2 separate regions of the Homo sapiens genome follow, and region 1 is linked to region 2. Evidence: read pairs that join two places in POLR2A ChIA-PET (ENCODE). Cell type or tissue: HepG2. All regions are shown on one strand. Each heading gives the region's core, and the rest is flanking DNA. Links, peaks and the distances in the headings are about the cores only.

What was found. ChIA-PET counts read pairs that join two places held together with the same protein. Peaks named below come from ENCODE experiments on the same cell type or tissue, not always from the same donor. Only the 100,000 strongest peaks of a DNase experiment are listed, where the experiment ranks them.
Region 1: POLR2A ChIA-PET joins it to region 2 with 10 read pairs; 1 of 35 experiments calls an interaction of 5 or more read pairs at or near these places.

What each region holds. Positions count from the first base shown.
Region 1 is chr7:29,198,454-29,210,280 of GRCh38, forward strand. The region is part of intron 1 of CHN2 (chimerin 2); the gene reads left to right. CHN2-AS1 (CHN2 antisense RNA 1) reads right to left here and starts at 10,517. Exons shown (of 3, transcript NR_120522.1): 1 at 10,360-10,517; 2 at 2,239-2,294; 3 at 587-1,670. In HepG2, for the core only: no CTCF peak of the experiment used is centred there; a DNase peak (open chromatin) is centred at 6,268; H3K4me3 peaks cover 476 bases.
Region 2 is chr7:27,680,528-27,692,354 of GRCh38, forward strand. The region is part of intron 2 of LOC105375211 (a long non-coding RNA gene); the gene reads left to right. Among named protein-coding and RNA genes, the nearest start is that of HIBADH, 24 kb to the left of the region's middle. RefSeq lists a silencer at 5,863-6,157. In HepG2, for the core only: no CTCF peak of the experiment used is centred there; a DNase peak (open chromatin) is centred at 5,984.

The sequences.
Region 1 (11,827 bases), core at 3,643-8,642, 1.5 Mb after region 2:
TTAAAAATACATTTTCTGAGAACTCTTCATGAATTTTCTTCTGGAATATTCAATTATGTGTAAAAGAAATTGCTTTACCTTTGTTTTAATAACTACTGGTAATTAAATTTCACAATCACCTAGATTGGCAGGAAGCTTTGATTACCTTTATTATTTTAAATTGCAAAAATAAAAAAAAGTTCTTATCCTTAAGCTTCTAATTTAGCCTGTGGTTCTTGGTTATATTCTGAGATAAACAACGGCCAATTTGCAAAATAGTCTTCTTAATAATCATGGGTTACATTTGCTTGTATAATTAAAATAAGAACTTTTTGCATATTAGCAATATGATTGCCAAATGGATAATTTCACAGTCAAGAAAAAAATCAACCCAAGCAAATCAATAAATAAAGAAGATATGAGATGTTCTCAGTAACTGAAAAGGGTAAAACATTAAATATTAAAGGAACCCTGGGGATAAGAAGTTAAGATTTGGAAACGTAAACCCACTGTATTATCAAAATAAAGTTGACACAGACTTTTAAAATTAAAATGCAAACAGAAAAAGATAACAAGTCAGTATTAGGTGCAGTCTTCAAAACCTTAATTGGGAAAAGAACATTCCTGAATGGATTGAGGTATTTATTTCTTTAAATTCTATACAACAGTATTGTGGGCCAGGTAAATCATGCTGTTTTCTGCTATCACACTGATGTTGATGTAGAAATGATAAATAGGAATTTTCATTACTCATTATTGGGGAGTCAAAACCAGTAACGTAGATAAGTCTTCCATATTTCTAGATGCAGGTGGCAAAACTGAACTATAGTAATTCTGGCAAGACTTATGTATGTCTAACTAGAAATTCTCTGCATCCAATACTACAAAACAGGGTATCTTACTGAAACAGACATTCTCACTGAGAAGTTTTCTTTTGGACCTTTGGATTTTTCAGAAATTTTCTTCTGGAATATTCAATTATGTCTAAAAAATTGCTTTGCGTTTATTTTAATGATAACTGCTCGATAATTAAATTTCACATCACCTAGACTGGCAGAAAGACTTGATTGCCTTTTTTATTTTAAATCACACGTGCACAAATTGTGATTTAAAATATAATCTCAAATAAAAAACTTGCAAAGCTAAAATTAACCCTGTGAGAGAAATTATTTACTCAGATGAGGAGTACTAGTCCTTGTTGTTTTTCTCCTGAGCATTCCATACCTCATTTTAACTTATTAGATTTTATTGTCCATTGTAGCAACTCAGATGAACTGAGTGATACAGAGTCTGAGAGGTAAGGAGATTTTTCTTAGCATGCTACATATTTGCAGTGTTTGACAAGGGGGACCCAGTGATTTGTGAACTTGTGCTGAAATGCTGGTTCTCCCCACTGACCCCATGAAGTGCACTGGGTGACCCTGTCATTTGCCCAACTTTTGGGGAATGTGAACACCAGGTATTTTCAACGGCCAGTCTGTGCAGGGTTTAGCTGGACAGTGTGTTCTGAGAGCTGCCACCTGGGGCCTGGCCTGAGTGTCAGCCGTGCTGAGGGCCATCTGCTGCTCGGCAGGGTCTCCCATTTTTGCACAATGGTGGAAGCAACTGGACATTTGGTTTGGAGCACCTATACATGAGCAGTGTCACATAGGAATGTTTTGGAAGAGTTTTCTGCCAGAAGATCAAGATTCCTGTCAAGGCAAACACAGAGAAAAAGACATGAACCTAGTGATAGACAGACATATGATTAATAGCATCCCCTATCACCCACCAATCATTTATCTTTTATGAATGTATGTATTCTCATTTCATGGCTTCTGAAATATGTCATTTAATTTTCAAAACAAAATGGCTTTTTCCCCCTCCTTCCCTCTCTTCTTTCCTTCCTTTCTCCATTCTTCCCCTCCCCCTCCCTCTTTTCTTCCCTCCCTACCTTCCCTCCTCCCTCCCTCTATCCACCTTCTTCTCCTTCCTTCCTTCTTTCCTTCCTTCCTTCTTTCCTTCCTTCCTTCCCTCCCTTCGCCCCTTCCCCCCTCCCCCCTTCCCCCCCCCTTTTGTCTCTTTTTCTTCTCTCATCTGTTGTTGGTCAGATTTCTATTTAGAGATGTTTTCATCAATCCCACATTTGGTTTTCTTTACTGTTCGTAGTTTGCAAATCCTCTAGGCACCTTCCTGCTTTTCCTTCCCTTTGGCCCATGGGGAAGGAAGCTGGTATTCTGTCTCTCACATGGATTCAGGTTAGGGGGTCAAGATGGATACCTGTGTCTCTGGTGCAGGCTGGTTGGTGTGACAGAACACAATGATGTGTCTCCAAGCTACAAACAAATGCAGAGGTTCATTTAAAGTCTCCATGGCTAGAGGAAACGGCAGTCAGAGATGGGCCGGCCCTATAGGTAGGGTGCTCTGCAATGGAACCTAGGTGGCTGTCCTCTGGGGCCTGAAGCTGAAGAATTGGGATGAGTGTATCATCAACTGGCCACTAACCTTTCAGCTGTGCATTCTGGGAGGGCCAGCCACTAGCTGTTTGTGCAAATACCCTGCCTTTCTCCTCATTTATAATTAATTGTACACCTTTGTGAGACTAATCTGAATATAGTCTCTATAGTTTGGACTAATTTTAGCATTCCTTTGCTTCAACAGTTTGGCCTGTCAAAATCACTCAACCTCAGCCTGTTTGTACTGCAGTGTAAAGTATTATTTTAAATCAACCAGTAGTTTTAATCTCCTAAGAAATAAGAGCTGGACTGACTAGACTGAGAGCAAGGAGGAACCTTGGTAGTTGTTTCACAGATTCCAACATTGTATAAGAAAATCAGAGCCCAAGGAACTCAGAAACTGTCTCATGCCACTCAGTTACTTGACAGCAGAGCTAGAGCTGGAACTGTCATCTAGGACCCAAGCTCCTGTGACATTAATGCTCCCCCCACCCACTTCCTGGCTCATCCTAAAGAGTAGCATCATCCTTAGAGAATTTCTTGTAGACTTTTTTTTTTTTCTCTCTGGCCTCATAGAGGCTGCTCTATTTAATTACTTAATACTTTCAAAAAAGAAGTCATAAAGCGCTTTATATTTTAAATGGGCCTCAGATCTCCAGGCTGTTGTACCCATAAAGGCACAAAGATTTAAGTGGCTTAGGTCTGCCCTGTGTATAGCTGTGTTGTCCAGTATGGTAACCATTAGTCACATGTGGCTATTTAAATTTAAGTGTAAAAATATTCAGTTCCTCAGTTACCCTAGGCATCTTTCTAGTGCTCAATAGCACACATGGCCAGTGGCTACCATATTGGACTACACAGACACAAAACATTTTTATCATTTTTTACAGGAAATTCTCTAAGACAGAGACAAAACTAATGTAAAATCAACAAGCTAAAAAGAGAAAATCTGATCCAGAGCGCTCCCATTGCTGTGTGTGCTGCTTGTGCTGTTTAGGTTATCTTTTACTAATTTTGCAAATTGACTTTTTAAAAAAGTAATTTCTTTATGACCCCGAGGGAAACTGTGGAATGACAGCTGGAGGATGATATTGGGGAGGGTAATTGAAAATGTTTATAAACTCTGTAGTCCTGAGGTATGATTCAAGCTTTATTTAAAAAGTGGTTTGTTGTTTCCCTAATGGCAACTCAATTTCTTTTTCAAATAAACCCACAGTGAGTTCTGATTTCACCCTCAAAGAGGAAAAAGTGCCCATGTTCAAAAAGTTTGGATCTTACCATTGAATCTCCTTTAAAGACATCGTAAGGAAAACTGTGAATGTGTGGACTGAGGTTGCTAGTGGCATATACAAGCCGTGTTATTTAAAAGAGATTTTCTACCAACCTGGCCATCAGCAGCTAGCTAGAAGGATTTTTACTTCTACAAAAAGCCCACATCAGGGCAAAGCAAATGCATTGGTTTTTAGAAAATAAAGTTAGCTTTTGGAATTTTCAGCACATTTAATTGGGGGGAAATGCATGCAAATAAGATGCAGGAATATGACAGTTTCTAAGAAAAGGAAACAGTTCTCCTTGAACTTCTGTTACCATCCTCAAGTGCAACAAAATGGGAAGGTGGAAGGTGTCTTTAAAGTGTCAAGTTAACTGTCAAGAAAGAGGTGAATGTTGAGGCCATTGGATTCAGAAACTATAATAACCAAAAGACTGTGACATGGTGGCTTATTATTTATTGACATAACTTAGATCATTGATTTAGGGCAATATGAATCACAGAAGCACTTGGGTGATAACCTTATGCAATTCTTTTCTCATCGGAGGCCCAGTTCCTGGATTTTATCGGGCCCCATCATTGCCCTCTGCACCCTCAGTACTGGCTGGGTATTGTCCTTTTCAAGGAAGTGAAACCTAGCGCTTCCTTATTACTTCACATAATGCCATATTAGCAATGTGAAATGCTTTTTCTTACATGATGTTGCTTCCATGAAATAAGCCCAAGAGACTGTTGGGACAGCAAAGAAATGGGAAGCAGGGAGCGTGGCTGTTGCAGTAGATCTCCTGCAGCATGTGTCAGAGGCTGGGGTGTGCCATTGACCTCTAAGGGCCTGATTCTCAAGACCTAGACCTGCACAGTCCAGTGTGACAGCCACATGTGGTTACTGAGCCGTTGAAACATGGCTAGTCTGAATTGAGATGTGCTACAAGTGTAAAATTCACACTAGAGTTCAAACGCTTAGTACAAAGCCAAAAAATATAAAATATCTGACTCATAACCTTTGAAATATTGAATATATGTTTAGGTGATAATATTTTGGATCTAGGCCTGGCACGGTGGCTCACGCCTGTAATCCCAGCACTTTGGGAGGCCAAGGCGGGTGGATCACCTGAGGTCAGGAGTTTGAGATCAGCCTGACCATCATGGTGAAACCTGGTCTCTACTAAAAATACAAAAAGTAGCTGGGCATGGTGGCGCATACCTGTAATCCCAGCTATTCAGGAGGCTGAGGCACAAGAATCGCTTGAATCCGGGAGAAAGAGGTTGTAGTGAGCAGAGATTGCGCCATTGCATTCCAGCCTGGGCAACATGAGTGAAACTCCGTCTCAAAAAAAAAAAAAAAAAAAAAAAAAGGATCTATTAAGCTAAATATAATATATTTACAAAATTAATTTTACCTGTTTTTTAAAAATGTGTTTAAGGTAACTACTAGAATATTTGAAGTTACATGCGTGGCTTACATTATATTTGTATTGGACAGCTGTGGTCTGGATGACTCCAGTGAGAATGTTCTAACCTTGATCGCAGAATCTGCCATACAAAACCTGCTGATGCACTGCTCAGTGGCTCCTGTAGCCCTGTCTACTTATCCTCCATTCACCAAGGCAGAAACTTACCAAGGCAACTCAGCCCTGATTCTCAGGTCCCTGTTTGGTTTTAGTCCCAGACATTGAGAGATGTCCTTAATTTTTCTGAATCTTTATAGTGACTTTCAAGTGAAGTTCTATAAAGAGGAACAGGTTGGGACATTTGTCACATTCTTGTTTAGACAGATTTTGTGTTTTGTTTTGTTTGGGCTTCAGTTTAATTCTAGACTTCATGTATTTTTGTTAGATTTATGTATACGCCTCCTTCCAAAGAAAGCCTGCAATGCTATGAAGTTGGAAAGAGAAGCTGAGGAAACAAAGCACACGTTTTTCTCTCTCTCTGTGTGTGTGTGTGTGTGTGTGTGTGTGTGTGTGTGTGTGTGTGTGTGTAGAAAACTCTTGCCTCATAGCCTTTGTACCGTGATGTCCTGCCATGGATAAGTATGTGGGTTTACATACACATCCACACATATCTGTATTTCTGTATGTGTGTGTATATATGTATACACAGAAAGTGGAAGTGGATTAGGTTCCAATTATTTCCAGTCAAATTTATATCGTATATAAGTTAATATCAAGGGAAATGAAAAGTCAGTTCTAGCATTACTTTTAGTAATGAAATAATTCACTTGGGATTATGCTAATGATATGTAGATATTAATACACATAATTTGGCTGCCTAATATTGATTTAAGTTGCTCATTCAAATTCTCTTTATTACAAAAAAATAACCATTTTGTTTTACAGTGCTTGTCCTCAGAGACAGTGAGATCCAGTAAACCATACTTATTTGGTAAATAATACTATTTTTGCTGATTTTCATATACACAGAGAGCACTATTCTCTTTCAGTAGGTACCCTTTGAGTTGTTAATTTCTGGTTGGGGTCCTGGTTAGCTCTAGCCAAATATCCTCTCTGGATCTGCCTCATGATCAATGCCTAGGGTTGAAGGTACTCCCGGTGACCAGGGCACAGAAGTTTTTGTTCTCTGTGATGTTAATATGCCCTAGGGTTGAACTTTGGTCTCAGGAGAGCCCGAGTCCTATGCTTGCTTTAAGCAGCCAAACTAATCCACATGCCTTTTTTCGGAATATGAATTCTTCAGTGGAAAAAGCAATTGACAGAAGCTTTGTAAACTCTCCTGAAATAATTAATATCAGATTAAGATTAGAAATAGAATCACAGCAAATCCTAGGCAATTACACATGTAAGACATGATTTTGAGTTAAACGATGTCATCTGGGTTAAGAACATAGTAATTGCCACAGTACTTATTTGGTTCCGCATTCTAAAGTAATAGCAGTAAGGGTATTTTGTAAAAATGCACAACAGCCTTTCAGGGAGGAAATGCCCTGCAGACATCTTACTTTTCATAAATAGCTGAGTGTAAATCTGTCATTCAGGAGTTAATGTAAACATGTCTGAATCCATCTGTAGTTTCAGCTTGTGCTCCTTCTTACAGGAATGAGTTTCAGCCATTTTCTACCTATAGAGCGAATTGGTGTTTCTTCCTATTGCTTTAAATTTAACTCTCTGAAACTTATTTTTAGCATCCATTTTTGGGTTTCATGAATTAATGTGGGTTCATTGGAACCACACAGTCCAAGGGTGGCGTTGTGTTATAAGCTCTAGGAAGCTGGGGATCTGGTCCAAACACCAGCACCAAATAGCTCTCAGAGTTTCTATTTTCTTATCCGTAAAATGGGCTAATAATACTAGTTGTTAGAATCGAATGTGTGAATGGCTGTGAAAAAACTTGAAAATTTGTGAACAAAACCTAAAAATCCCTGATCTCATAAAGCTCATATTCTAATAAGATGCACCACAGGTTCCTTTCCTGAGTGGTAAGTGACCACTCAGAACTCGTGATCTTCTAAGGTAACTGGAAAAGTTTCTCCTAAATACCTTACCTTGCTTTTCTTCATCAGCCTTTCAAATCCTTGGAGTGTAATCGTGCCAACTTAGAGTTTCTCTACTCTATGTAAAGCTCCAATATGCATCCTGCAGTCCCAACATTTTAAATTAGCTCAGTCAATCCAAGGAACACCACTGTTTATACTTTCCCATCTAGAGGAATGGTTCTTTATTATGTAAAAAAAAATTATACACATTTTACGTAAGATGCAATATATACAAAAAAAATCAGTAATAGCGTAGCCACATAATTATTAGGAAAGCCACCACCCAATTTAGGAACATTACCTAGCCTTGTGTCTTCCTCTGTATTCCTCTCTCTTTCCTTCCCCATCATATTTCATTCCCTCCTTCCAAAGGTAACCACTACTCTGAATTTTCACCTTATTCCCTTGCTTTTCTTTTTAAAATAATTTTATCATGTATCACTAAAATACCGGCTTCACAAGGGCAGCTATTTTTGTTTTGTTCACTGCTGGATCTCCAGTGCCTAGCACAGTGTCTGACATATACAAGCACTCAGTTACTGTCATAGGAGTGCAACTGTAGCCCCTTCCCTCCTTTATCTCTTGTTTGTAAATCAGTTCTGCAAGGACCCTGTCACCAGTTCACATTAGTCACAGGCCTTCAGTAACTTTTAGAAAAAAATTTTTTTCCCCCAAGATGGAAAAAACTCTATCGCCCAGGCTGGAGTGCAGTGGCATGATCTTAGCTCACTGCACCCTGCGCTTCCTGGGTTCAAGGATTTCTCCTGCCTCAGCCTCCTGAGTAGCTGGGATTACAGGTGCGTGCCACCACACCCAGCTAATTTTTGTATTTTTAGTAGAGACAAGGTTTCACCATGTTGGCCAGGCTGGTCTCAAACTCCTGACCTCGTGATCCACCTGCATCGGCCTCCCAGAGTGCTGGGATTACAAGTGTGAGCCACCGCGCCTGGCCTAGAAATTTTTTTTTTAACTTATTTGCATGTACTTGCAACAGGAGACTCTGAGCAGAATCACATGAATTTATCTGAATCAGGACTTTTTACCTTGATTTGTGGTTCACAAGCACATTTCAGGAGTGAATAGTGAACACTGAAGAAACATAAGTAGTAAAGCTAGAGTTCAACATGGAGAGCCACAGGGAGATTCTCAAAAAGCGATGCTGTATACATGCTACACCAGGGATGAGCCTGGAAAACAGTATGTTAAGTGAAAGAAGTGAAAGACTGCATACTATATGATTCCACGCATATGGAACACTCAAGATAGGCAAATCCTAGAGACAGAAAGTAGATGAGTTGTCCCCTGCGGCTGAGAGGTTTGGAGTGAAATGGGGAGTGACTGCTAATAGGTATGAGTTCTTTTTGTGGTAACGAAATTGTTCTAAATTTGATTGTGGTAATACTTAATAGTTACACATATCTGTGAATAAACTAAAAGTCATTGAATTGTTTGCTTTTAAACAGGTAAATTGTAGGGTGTGCGATTTATAGCTCAATAAAGCCATTACTTTAAGAAAGCATAGAAATTGATATTGTAAGAAAGAGAAGGTGAATCAGTCATAACGTGAGCAAACAGAAAATACAAACCCATAGGTTAAGGCCTTCCTGGACAGGATGCTTGCAATCAGATGGGAGGCATTTCAATCCCTACTCACTGATAACTTGCTCAATACATGGGGGTGCCCCTTCTCTTCCCCTTTTCATTTCCACATTCATCTTTTTCTGCAGCCAGCCCCTGACCTTCTCAGATAGTTCCATAGAGACTTGCTCTCTAGGGCTGGTTAGTTCAGCCTCCACTAGATAAATGCCTCCCTTCCCCAGTATCCCCAAAAGGCCATGGCACCCTCCTTCTCACTGAAGAATGAGGGAGAGCAGTAGGTCCCCTCTGCTAATGCTGGACAAAGCAATTAGTGCATTTCTTATGACTAGTTAATTAGCTTTTTATCCAGCTTTTTAAACTCTGGCCACAACTCTATGGCCTCGAAGTAGAGTGTGAGTCATCCAGGAAGCAAGTTTCTCTACTGTGTGCCTGATGCTCCTGAGTATTATTCGCACAGTGATGTGTCTGTGGCTGCCTCCATATGCCCCCACTTAGATGGATGCTTGTACAGACGTTTCCAAGGATATCATCTGCTGGCTCTTTTGTTGTTTCTAATCAAAGAACCGACACCCTTTGATCACAACAGATCACGGTATTGTACTACAAAGACTTTGTTAGAAAGACTTAAATTTTACACGCTTGTAGCTGTCACAGAGGTTCTGACAGTATTTACTTTTACCCCACACAAGTAAAGAAAAAATGCATTTGATCAGATCACATGGAAAATATGAGTGATTATAAATAGTAAATTTTCTAGAACCATGTATTGTTCACTGTAAGGAACCTAGTCAATGAACATTTTTTAATACTTGCTGGTTTTGAGTGCCAGGTTGTTGCAAAAGTCCTCTTCTTCCTCCCAAGTATAGAGACTCCTCTAGGTAGATAAACTTTCTGTTAATTGGAGGAAGATTGGCCCTGTCATGGAATTAATGAAGCTAAAGACAGACGTCTTTGGGGAACTGAGTCCCTGGGTAGCCACTTTTTGGGCAGGCTTCAGTATCCAATGGCCTGCGTGAATGTATAGGATGGCTGGCTCCCCTTCAAGTTGTTCATGGCCTTTCCTCCTTTTTCCCATAGGACACCTGAGACAGGCACCCCCACAAAATACAAATAAATGCCCCTTCACGGGAGTGTGAAGACAAAGCAAGTACTAGAACTTCTTCCTTAAGGTCTCATTCAGAGTGTTTTCCTGGCAACCCCTAGAGGAAGTGGGCACGGGCTACAGTGACTCTGTTGTTCTGTGTCTTCCCTCAGGTGAAATCTGGCCACCCTGGGCACCCTATGACAGCAGCACACGTGGGGATGATATTGTGCCTTGCGCTGGCCTCTGCGGTTCCCCTGACATATCAGATTTTAGACTTTGCTCCTCCTGCTTTCTAATGTCACGGGCTAAGCCATCTCTAACAAAAGACTCACTGTTCCTGGGACCTGCTGTTCACTCAAACTTTTCTCATGCTAACACCAACACATATAACACATTCACACCTCCTCACATCCTGACCAGACCATTCCAGGATGCAATTATTGTAAGGATTAGGACGTTTCACCGCAAATACAGAAAACTCTAAAACAAAGTGCTGAGGTACCGTGGTTGTAGACACTGCAGTATCTGGCTCTGTCTCCTTCTCTTAGCGCTGCCCTCTTGGTCGGGGGGCCTTGTCCTCAGCCTCACTGTCTTTACAGGGTCAAGATGACAATAGCAGTCCCCTGGGATCATATCTGAAACAGAGAAGGGGAAATCTCTTCCTCCTCACCCTGTGGAAGATAAAAAAGACTTTCTCAGACACACCTGCCCCACCCCCACCCCCCAGCAAAGTTCCCCTTGCCTCATTGGCTACAGCTTTGTCATATGCTTAGGTGTGAACCAATCACTGGCAAGGGAATAGGATTCCCTGGATGTACTTAGTCCAGTTGTGACCCCCTTCCTGGAGTGCAGATGGTCCAGCCTCTCCTGAAGGGGTGAGGAGGCCTGAACGGAACAGGGTTCTGTTAAGGGGGAAGAGGGAACCAAGAACATCCGCCACAATTATGTCATGAATGTCCTCAGCCCTTAGAGTCTCTAAGGCCACCAACAAAACACTGAGAATTCCAAGACGCATGGCCTCTCATAGTCAAAAAGCTTATTATAGTCTTAGTTGAGAGCCAAGCAATTAGTGCAACTATTCACTTAGTAATAATATCACTCCCTGAAAAAAATGTTCTGCTAACCTACTACATTAAGATGACTGACAACTCATATGTTGTTTTCACTTGTTAGTGCTTTATGGTTTGAAGCACTTTGTTTTATGGTTATGAAAAAAATATAAATCCATTAATTTAAAACTGGATAGAGTCTTTAGCTCTAATGAGAAGTAGGACAGTGAGGGTTGAAGGTTTTGATTCTTGACAGGCTTTAACATCCCTGCGCCTGATGTAAGTTGGAACTATATTATTAGAAAGGCAGGGAATAATAGTAGATGATTCAGCCCACTGCCGCTTGCTATGGGAGGGAATTTTTAAGGCTTTCATTTATGAGAAATAGTGATCATTAGCAGTTCTTTGTTTTTAAAACAGAGATTCCTACAAACGGTCAAGTCCAGTGGAATAAATGTATTGGTGCCTAATTGGAGAAATAATTTCAGGTTATTCCCAAGGAAAAGGGAACAGGCAGAGGGTTTTGGAGAGCAGATTCCTGTTTTTCAGTTTTGTGATGGGCCAGGGTGCGTAAAGATCACTGGATGAGGGGTCACGTGACCTAAGTCTATGGTAGTTCTTTCTCAGCATTTACTTTTTGTGTGTCCAGGGGCAAATTATGTTATCATTTTGTGACTTTGATGCTTATGTGTAGAATTATTAGTTTGGCCCAGATCATCTCTGAGGGTCTTAAAATTTTATGATTTTTCTGATCTGCCTGTTTCCTCTTGCCAATTTATGGTGCCTTGGTGGTCCCCCAAGGGAACAACCCTCTTGTGTGTAAATCAGTTACACTCACATATACACATATTTCAAATAGCAATTACCAGTGGCATCATTTGTTCCAGGCACCCAGCCTGTAAGACATGAGGACTGTTGGGT
Region 2 (11,827 bases), core at 3,597-8,596:
CTGGTTAATTTTAGGTTTTAAGGTGCTTTGAGACCAAGAAGTCAGAAAATTATCCCCATTCCAGATCTTTCATTCAAAAACCTCTGCTATATAGTCCTACAACCTCAAAAGAACTGGCAAAACTCATACAGTGCCACCAAACAAAATTTCTGTATCTGTCCAATCTTACAGGGCTCTGAGCATACCCTGAGAGTCAGCCATGTGAACTAGGAGTAAGGAAGGCCTCCCATGCAAATACAGCCAGTTACATGTCCCAGCAGACAAGGCCTAGGTCCAGGTCTTTCTGCTGTGCCAGGATGCAATCTGAGAGGGCCACTGGGGCCCTTTCAAGGAAACTAATTTGACTCATTAGGGACTCTAATGGTCCCGTGTGTAACATAACTTCTTTCATTAGTCAGGCAAGTGCAAATGGTACTCCTGGCCAAAAAATAAATGGGTGATTCCCAAAATGCTATTATTCTTTTTTCTGCCCCCTAAGCCTGCTAGGGTACAATGTCATCCAATTTAATCATAAACTTTCCTGTTTATCTGGGTTCATCTCAGGGAAGATGGGGCTATTAATGAAGATAGTTTTATTTATCACTTGTGCCTGACTACACTTGACACTGGACACTCAACCATCACCTGCAAAATGTGATAGAACAGTATAGACCACTGAGTAGATTCCTATCATACATGTAGAACCCTTTAGAGGACCTACACTTGTGACTCGCCTTGTAAGACATCACTTCCAGGTCCGAATGTACTTCCTGTTACCCCTAAACTCATGGCTAAGAATTCATCAACCACGTGCTAGAATACTTCAAATTTAGGGCATCTTCTTAATAGGGTAATTGCCCTTAATAGGCCAAACTTCACACTATGAAATTTTAAAAAATAACTTCATTCAGCCAATATTTAAAATACATACTACAATTATGTGTTTCAATCTGTCTACATTATTTGGGCTGCTGTAACAAAACATCAGCCGACAACAGAGGAATGAATAAAGAAATCATGGAGGCTGGGCGCAGTGCCTCATGCCTGTAATCCCAGCATTTTGGGAGGCCGAGGTGGGCGGATCATCTGAGGTCAGGAATTCAAGACCAGCCTGGCCAACATGGTAAAACCCCATCTCTACTAAAATTACAAAAATTAGCCAGGCGTGGTGGTAGGCGCTTGTAATCTCAGCTACTTGGGAGGCTGACGTGGGAGAATTGCTTGACCCCAGGAGGCAGAGGTTGCAGTGAGCCAAGATCGCATCACTGCACTCCAGCCTGAGCGACAGAGCAATACTGTCTCAAAAAAAAAAAAAAAAAGAAAGTGTGGTATATTTGTATATATACAAAAACATATATAAATATTTACATATATGTGTAAAAATACAAATATATTTACATATCTATGTACCACAATGTGTGTGTGTGTGTGTGTGTGTAAAATGGATATTTATTCCACCTTAAAAAGGGAGATCTTGGTCAGGCACAATGGCTAACACCTGTGATCCCAGTGCTTTGGGAGGCCAAGATGAGAGAATCATTTGAGGCCAGGAATTCAAGATAACAGTGAGCCATGATCATGCCACTGCACTCCAGCCTGGGTAACAGAACAAGACCCTGTCTTTTTAAAAAACAAAAAACAAAAAAACAAAGGCAGGTGCAGTGGTTCATGCCTGTAATTCTAGCACTTTGGGAGGCCCAGGCAGGTGGATCACCTGAAGTCAGGAGTTTGAGACCAGCCTGGCCAGCATGGTGAAACACCATCTCTACCAAAAAAAAAAAAAAAAAAAAAAAAGAAGGCTGGGGTGGTGGCTCATGCCTGTAATCCCAGCATTTTGGGAGGCTGAGATGAGACGATCACAAGGTCAGGAGTTCGAGACCAGCCTGGTTAACACGGTGAAACCCCTTCTCTACTAAAAATACAAAAATTAGCTGGGCATGGTGGTAGGCATCTGTAATCCCAGCTACTCGGGAGGCTGAGGTTGGAAAATTGCTTGAACCCGGGAGGTGGAGGTTGCAGTGAGCCAAGATTGCACCACTGCACTCCAGCCAGGACGACAGAGCAAGACTCCGTCTCAGGGAGGGGAAAAAAAATACAAAAAAGTAGCCAGTCATGGTGGCAGGAGCCTGTAGTACCAGCTACTTGGGAGGCTGAGGCAGGAGAATCACTTGAACCTGGTAAGCGAAGGTTGTGGTGAGCCGAGATTGTACCACTGCACTCCAGCCTGGGTGACAGAGCAAGACTCTGTCTCCAAAAACAAAGGGCTCCTGTGATTTCCCACAACGTGGATGAAACTGGATAACATTATGCTAAGTGAAATCAAGCCAGACACAGACAGAAAAGTGTTACATTATCTTACTTATAAGTTGAATCTAAAAAAAAAGAGTGAAATATGCAGAGATAGAGAATAAAACAGTGGCTACCAGGGTTGGAGGGTGGAAGGAAGAAATGGGGAGATGTAAGTTAGAAGCCACAAAGTAGCAGGTATGTAGGATGAACAAGTCTAAGGAGCTGATGTACAACACCATGGCTATAGTACGGCTAGAGTTAATAAAACTGTGCTGTATTTAGAATTCCTGCTAAATGAGTAGATTTTACCTGCTCTTACCCCCTCTACACACAAAATGAGTTACCATGTGAGATGATGCATATATTTGCTCCACTCTAAAAATTACTTTGCTCTATGTATCCTGTAACATGATGTCGTATACCTTAAATATACACAATAAAGTTTATTTTTTAAAAAGTATCATAAGTGGGGTAGCTTATAAACAACAGAAATTTATTTCTTACAGTTCTGGAAGCTGGGAAATCCAAGATCAAGGCACCAAGAGATTCAGTATCTAGTGAGGGCCCGCTTCCCGGTTCACAGATACTGTCTTCTTGCTGTGTTCTCACATGTTGAAGGGGTGAGAGATCTCTCTGAGGCCTCTTCTACCAGGGCACTAGTCCCATTCATGAGCACTCCACCCTCATGACGTAATGACCTCCCAAAGACTCCATCTCCAAATTTCACCACTGAATGTATGTTAAGAGTTAACATATGAATTTGGGGGTGACACAGACATATAGTCCATTACACACCCCAAATAGTTCTCCATCATTCACTTCAATCACCACTACAACAACTCATCTAGAAGAATCCCATGCAGCCCAGAACTATCAAGCCTTTTGAGACCTAAAAGACTAGACTCTGAAGTCTAAAATACAGCCAACAATAATTGTTTTATAGATGGTGTCCATGAAATGTTCAGCTTCGCTTCCATTATGAGGTTCTTTGGGAATATCTCCTTTTGCTGGGCATACAATGAAAAACAGATAAGCTTCAATGTTCACAGTTGCCATTGTTTCTCTTGATAGCATCAGTATTTACTCTATATTGGGCTAAATCTGGGAGAGATAGAATGTTCATGGTAATTTTAACATAAATTTAACATAACTTTAAAATTTTAACATAATTTGTATTAGCAAGGAAAGATTCTGTAGCTTATTTTTTAGGCTTTTTGTGGGCTTCTCTCTGTAACCTTTACATTGTTTCTTTGTAGACAATCATTAGTGAAGGAAAGTTAGACCTAATGAGTCCCACTTTGGAGTTTATAATTATTTCCTCATTGTGATGATAATTATTCTATATCCTCTCCAAGTCTGACATTCTTGAAGATATAGTTCTATTTCTATTCCCCCAATGGTTGTATCCTAAGTAATAGGATAATCTAACAACTGATCTGTATCAAATGAGAGAACCTCCTATAAATTATATCTTTTTAAAAGACATATTATGATCATTATTGCCAGGCATTATTCTGTTGCAATAGAAGAAAAATTAATTCATTTTCTTTGACAGTAATTTACAAACTTTTTGGAGGCAACAGTGGAAAGGCTTTTATAATAGCATTGAGGAAGATTAGAGTAGAAGTCATGGTCTTTGTTGGTTGCCTGCAAGGCACCAATTTCCCTCTTTTCCCTTTTCTAACAGTTTCCTAATTCAGGTTCCAGTATAATTCTTCTCTCGTACTTCAGGGAACACTGTTGTACCTAGCTCCAGAGGAAGACCATTTTGAATGAAGGGTAATGTCATCTCCCTTGCCACAGTGACTGGTACAGGAACCCAGGCCTAAGCTTATCTGCATATGGCGTTCCTTTGACCACAGGGATTAGTTCAGGAATGACATAAGAACCAGTTTAAGCCAATGAGACATAAGAGGACACGTGCAGAATCTTCTGAGAGCTTTTCTCTCTTTCTCTGGACATTAAGGAGAGCAGATGTGAAGGTAACATTTGGTCATGAGAAAAGCCAATGTGAAAAGGAATCTAGCCAGGCACGGTGACTCATGCCTGTAATCCCAGCACTTTGGGAGGCCAAGGCAGGTGGGTCACTTGAGGTCAGAAGTTTGAGACCACCCTGGCCAATATGGTGAAACCCCGTCTCTACTAAAAATACAAAAATTAGCCAGGCGTGGTGGCTTGTGCCTGTAGTCCCAGATACTTGGGAGGCTGAGGCAGGAGAATCGCTTGAACCAGGGAGGTGGAGGTTGCAGTGAGCCGAGATTGCACCACTGCACTCCAGCCTGGGTGACAGAGCAAGACTCCGTCTCAACAAACAAATAAACATTAGCTGGGCATGGTGGTGCACACTTGTAGTTTCAGCTACTCAGAAGGCTGAGGTGGGAGGACCACCTAAGCCCAGGAGGTTGAGGCTGCAGTGAGCCGTGATTGTGCCACTGCACTCCAGTCTGGGTGGCAAAGTGAGGCCCTGTCTCAAAAAGAAAAAAGAGAAAGAAAATAAATCCAACAAACAGGAATAAATAACAGTCTTGGCAGCCTGCACCAGGTGAAACCTGAAGCCTGCCCTACTCTGGACTTCCATTATGTAAATTCCCAGTTACATAAGCCAATGAAAACTAAGTGAAGTCTGGTTTTCTGTTACTTTCAAAAACATTCTAAATGAAATGGTGAGTTAGTTTTAATTTTATTTCACTTTTGGAGTATTTTAGAGCCTTAATTCATGCCTGTAATCCCAGCACTTTGGGAAGCTGTGGTGGGTGAATCACCTGAGGTCAGGAGTTCAAGACCAGCCTGGCCAACATGGTGAAACTCTGTCTCTACTAAAAGCACAAAAATTAGCTGGGCGTGGTGGTGGGCGCCTGTAATCCCAGCTACTCAGGAGGCTGAGGCAGGAGAATCACTTGACCCCGGGAGGTGGAAGTTGCAGTGAGCCAAGATCGTGCCACTACACTCCAGGCTGGGCAATAAGAACAAGACTCTGTCTCAAAAAAAAAAAAAATTATAAGCATATGGTAAAATTCAAGCAGTGTAAAAGGGCAATCAAAGTAAATGTCCCTCTCATTTCAGGCATCATTCATCTCTCCAGAGTCAACCTCAGACAAGTTTCGTGTGTGTGTGTGTGTGTGTGTGTGTGTGTGTGTTTCATTTCTACTCAAATACAAGACAATATACACATTGTTTTACATCTTGTTTATTGTACTTTATATATCTTTCAATCAATACATATAGATCTATCTCCCTTTTTAAAGACTGCATGATATTATATTGTATGGATATACCACAATTCATTTAACCAATTCTAATTTTTTACCATTATAAATAGTGATGAAATGGACATCTTTAAATTTACATCTTTAGACAAAGATGTGAATAGAAATCTGAGGATAAATTCCTAGAAATGGAATAACTGATTCAAAAAACATGCATTTTACATTTTAACAGCAATCGCCAAAATTTCTTCTAAAGAGGTTCTATACATTTACATTCAAGAATAAGATAGTTTTGATAATAGAAAAAGTTCTATCCACCCTCATAGATTTCCAAAAGCCTTAGCTGTTGTCTATTTCAAAATTAGCAGACAATATGGTCATCTCCTATATGCTAGGCACTTTGCTAAGCACTTAATATACACTAACTTATTTAATACTCAGAACAGTCATGCAAGGCACAAAAGGATGAAGTAATATGTCCAAGGTCACACAGATAGTAAGGAACAAAGGAATTAAGTAACATACCAAGGTCACACAGCCAGGAAATGGTGAGGCTGAGACTAAACACTCATAAACTGACTTCAGAGCTCATGTGTCAGTTGCTATCCTGCCTCACTACTTTACTTTTTTATACTAATCAAAGTAATATGTATATATGGTTAAAATTTTTTCAGCTTATAAAAGCAACTATAATGAGAGACAATAGTCCTCTGCTCCCCAGAAACCACAGCTTTTAATCACTATGATTTTACTTCTAGTAGAGACTTCCATACATCTAAATAATACGTTCATATTTTCATTGCTTGATTTATTTGTTGATCTCCCACTTTAAAAGATGAGGATTTAACTCACTCTACTTACATCTACATCTCTTTCCATTTTTCCTTTTTTAGATATTTGATTGTTCTATCATTTTTTAAACTTTGTAATATTTAAGTTTTATTTATTGTTGTCTTACTCAAAGACAGTATTTCTTAATTCCCCATCATGTTTTTTTTTTAAAAAAAGGTTATTAGTGTCCCTATGCTTCCATTTACTTTTCTTCTTCAATTTTACCTACCAATTTCTATCAGCTTTATCTTTCTTTTACATTGTCAAGGGTGGTTTATATTCTGTTCTGTGGTCATAACATAATAACATTTTCTGTATCTTATCTATAAATTGATTCTAAAAGTTGAATCATAATTAATAACACATTTATTATTTAGACTATAAAGGTATTGTTCAACAGAGAGCCAGGAAGCTTGCTTTTTTTCAAACTATAGATTCCATTTAGGATTGCTGTATACATGAAGGAGAATGCTTCTGACATCATAGTCAACTAGATTGTTTTTGTTTTTTTGTTTTTGTTTTTGTTTTTTGAGACGGAGTTTTGCTCGTCTCCCAGGCTGGAGTGCAATGGTGTGATCTTGGCTCACTGCAACCTCTGCCTCCCGGGTTCAAGTGATTCTCCCGCCTCAGCCTCCCAAATAGCTGGGACTACAGGTGTGCACCACCACCCTCGGCCAGATTGTTTTTTATACTCTGCCTTATACTGTATTGTATTTCCTTTATACTCTGCCTTATACTGTATTGTATTTTCCTTGTACTCTAAATACAATATAATCCTTGTACTATAAATACAGTATAATATACAATTAAGTTATACTGTATTTTAGATTGATTAATATGAGGAATACAACTTTATTTCAGCATTTTTGTTTTCCTGGAGTTTCTAATTGCCTTGCTTTTTTTTTTCATGAAAAAAAGAACATGCTTACTTTCTCATATCCAAATATCTTTCAACATTTTATTTATTCTACCTATGACATGGGATTCTTTCCTTTCTTACTGAAAATATTCTTTTTAGTCCCCACTGAATTCTTGTTCCAATTTGGAAAGACTTATTTCTAGGCCCGCAGTACCCAAAATAAGTTCTTTTTATTTAACTCCTGAGTAGTTCCACATTTTCTGTATTCTAAGTCATTTTCTTTCAGATTTCCCTCCCTCTTATTTTTTTCTTGGGTACATCAAGTAACTTCCTAAGAAAAGGAGTTTCTGAGACCTAAAGTGTCTTTATCTTCTTCTCACGCTTACTTGATGGTTTGACTCCAAGTTCTCCAGCCTCAGAGTTTCTCTGAAGTGCTGCCGGTCAAATTCATTCCTACTGCCACTGAAGCCCCTCCCGACTGTATCTGGGTTATGGCTTCCTTCCTTCTGTTTAATCCATTACATGATTCCATCTCTTTTCTGACTTCCATAAATTTAAAACAAATCTCATCTGTTGGTGATTCTCATTCCATTCTCTTCATTCTTGTCATTTTATTTCCTTTCCAATTTTTGTTCCTTTATTGCCATTTTAATGGCATCCAGATCAAATACATGTGTACAGTCTGCTATTGAAAATAGAGGCTTCTCCCTTGTCCTTTTTATTTTTTAGAGTCGCAAAGATTGTGTTGTTGGTTGTCATCATGCATAAGAATCCACCTTTCTACTTTTTCAACGAGCCAGGCACTATAATGTATGCCTGTAATTTCAGCTATGTGGGAGGCTGAGGTGGGAGGATCACTTGAACCCAAGAGTTTGTAACCAGCCTGGGAAACACAGAACGACTCCATTTCAAAAAAGAAAAAAAAGAAGTAGCTCATGGTAAGATCTAACCTCTTATGTAATCATATAAAATTGAACTATATAGGTGGGAATAAAACGTTACTTTCCAAAAATAGTATGCAGTTAGCATTTCAACATGGCTTTAAAGTCTCACCATGGATCTCACAGGAGTTCACTTGTCTATTTGTCACGAAAGCATTTAAGGAAATAACTGAATGAGAATTCCTATTAAGCACTGGTGACAGCCTGAACTTTTTGTAGCATTGATGGAGTATGATTTAGGGTGGAGTCATACTAGTCTGGAACTAAGTGAGTGCAAGTGGAATGAAATGATGCATTATTCATATTTTGTTATTATTAGCAATTAATTACAAACATATTACCTAGAAGTAGTGGTGCGCTAGTAAATGTTTAAAAACTGACTCTTCAGGGAATAAAAGTGTGCATACATATTTATATGTGTGTGTGTACATATAAGTTTATTATAAATTTCGTGACATAAAAGATATAGAGCGTACGATTTACAAATAATAATAAAATATACAATACTTTTATTGTGACTTCATGTAGCCAATGGATTTGTGAAGAATGCATTTGTTAATTTTTGCCAAACTTTTGTTTCTGTAGCCAACATATGGTTACAATTGAGCAATGATTTGACAAATGGAGTTGCATCTCAATCTGCTAACTCTTTCCCCAGTAAATCTTTTGTCATTAAATCTGACATGTGTACTTTATTTTTCATGATGGCTTCATTTAACAACCAGCTTGCAAAATTCCTGAAAATTTAATACTCAGCTCTCACAATCTGGTACAAGCCAACTCCAGCACACCGTCACTTACAACTCCACTTCACTTACAAACTCCATGCAGAGAAGTTTACACTCCTTCCAAACTCCACTTACCAACTCCACTTCTCTGACTTGAAGGACAAAATGAGGAGCCATCTATTTTTGTTATCCAAATAATACTTCTCTGACATGAAAATATCTTTCTTCTCTGTAATCCCATCTCTCTGACCATTCCCACATCCCACCATAGGAAATCCATACACCTCAGGGACTGTACAGTCAGGTCTGCCTCTAGAAGAGAAAACCAGAAATTTGGCTCAGAGTGGCACACTGGGCTAGATCTAGGCTGTTGCTGGTGTCATAGCCACATGATGGCACTATTGAAACACAGGTGTTGCAGCTGCCTCAATACCCCCTCCATACCCAGCCCCCAGCTTGTCCTCAGTCATGCAAAGCCTACATCTCTTCTAAAAACCTCACATCTCTGTCTCCTTTCACACCCAGTTCCTTTCAGTGCAGGAAGTTCCTTAAGTGCCAAAAGCCCATGGGCATTCTGCTTGCCTAAAAGTCATATCACAGGACCTTCCTGTTGCATCTGTCCTGGCAACTTCTACCTTTTGACATCTGATTTTTAGACTCTGTCATCCATAAGTCACCAGGGCCTTCTCTGTCTCTCACTGATGCAGGCAATGCTTTGTCCGAATACCATTCCAGGGCCTGGGTTCAAGTTCTTATAATTTGTGTGTCCTTATTTATTTGTGTCTTTCTGTCTTCCATTGTTTACTTTATCTGCATGGCCTGCTCCATATGAGATCCTAATGGGAAAACTTGATTGTTTATCATTTTCCATAAGAAATCCAACACAACTCAGCATTTTTATGTTTTGGTAGCCTCATTGAAGTGTTCCCAGTTTCATATAAATATCACAGGGAAAGACTCTAATTGGCCCCGCTAGGGTCATATGCCTACTACTGGGCCAGTGTGTGGCCAGGAGGATGGAATACTACGAATGATTAGACCTGCATCGCATGACAACTTCTATGATGGTAAGAATATAAATGAAAGCCCAGAACTGCATGGAGTGAAGGAGGAGCAATATCCTCAAAGAAGTGGGAAAGTATTACCTGAAGATGGGAGACAGAAATACCGAGAGGATAAATGCAACAAACATTTCCTACTGGTAGAGATTTTACCCTTCCTTATGGCTAGTTCTCCTTTTTGGGATGTTTTACAATTCATGGAGAAAATAGGGAATTATATGCTTTGGGAAAGAATGGTAAAATGAAAACATATTTACCATAAAGTGATGCTGAAGAATGTCCTTTGAAGCATTCCTTTGAAATATCAGCTTATCTATTATGAAGCTTGGATTTTCACCCATATAATTGGCATTATCAAAGCAGGGGCATGATTTTGGCATGCTTTCAAACTCTCTGACATGTGGCATTACTTTAAATTCTCCCTTAATATGCTGTCATTATAATTTAGGAGCTTCAGTGGAAAGTAAAGCAGAAGCTGCCTTATACTACTTTGGTAAAGCCAAAAAATGCAAAATAATCCCACTGCTATTTATTCTACTATTCTAGTTTTATATTTTTGTCTTATAGACTTTTTCATCTCTAAAAATTCAAAACATATAGATTAAAATAAAGAAAATAATTTAACTTTGGAATGTGAGTTCTGCCAATAGTGGAGCGTGTTCACAAAGGAGTTCCTTTTGCCCTACTGATTTTCTGGCGGCCTGATGCTGTTTGCATGCCTCACCACCGGAAGCCTATCTTCTATCTAGCATCTTCATAGCACATGCACTTCTAAAAAGAGTTCAGGGGAGTAGGCTTCAAACTGGATACTCATATATTCCTAGGGTACATGAAGACTTTCCAAAAGCACATTGTGATGGATAGTGCAATCAGTTTCCAGATTCCCAACTTCTACATCTTGGTTTCCTGAGAGCTCCTTTTAAGGCCTGCCAATATCTGCCTTTACACATTCACCCTTCTTCCATCTCAGAGAAGACGGACTTATCTCTCTCCCAACTTGAATCTTACCTTGGTGTATTGCTCTGGCGTATACAAATCTTGAGGATAACTCATAAGGGGATAATTTAAAATGCACTGCTTCTGAGGGGGCTTCTTCTCATTCCTCCCTAACAGAAGAAAGAAGGAAAGAAAGAGAGGGAGGGAGGGAGGGAGGGAGGAAGGAAGGAAGGAAGGAAGGAAGGAAGGAAGGAAGGAAGGAAGGAAAGAAAGAGAAAGAAAGAAAGAAAGAAAGAAAGAGAAAGAGAAAGAAAGAAAGAAAACAAGAGCAAAGACAGTCTCAGTAAAAATTACTAACGCCTGGCCGGGTGCAGTGGCTCACGCTTGTAATCCCAGCACTTTGGGAGGCTGAGGCAGGCGGATCATGAGGTCAGGAGATTGAGACCATCCTGGCTAACACGGTGAAACCCCGTCTCTACTAAAAATACAAAAACTTAGCCGAGCGTGGTGACGGGCGACTGTGGTCCCAGCTACTCGGGAGGCTGAGGCAGGAGAATGGCGTGAACCCGGGAGGCGGAGTTTGCAGTGAGCCGAGATTGCGCCACTGCACCCCAGCCTGGGAGACAGACCGAGACTCGGTCTCAAAAAAAAAAAAAAAAAATTTACTAAAGACTTATTTTATCCAGGCAACAAACTCTTGGCAAATCTCCATGCCTTCTCTCTCTACCTTGTCTCTGTCTCTCTCTCTACCTCGTCTCTGTCTCTCTCTTGTAGAATTAAGATTCACAATGATAGGCCATTCATTTAAATTTTGAAATGATAGGCAGTAAGTCTGATTTAGCTGATTGGTTTGACAGGAGAGACTGGCTTCTCCAGTAACGTATTTGTACAGTGGACTTACTCCATAAAGTGAGCGAGCTAAACCTGCAGCTCCAAGGATTTGATAAAAATAAAATTAGGCCAGCCACTGTGCCTAAAGCCAGTAATCCCAGCACTT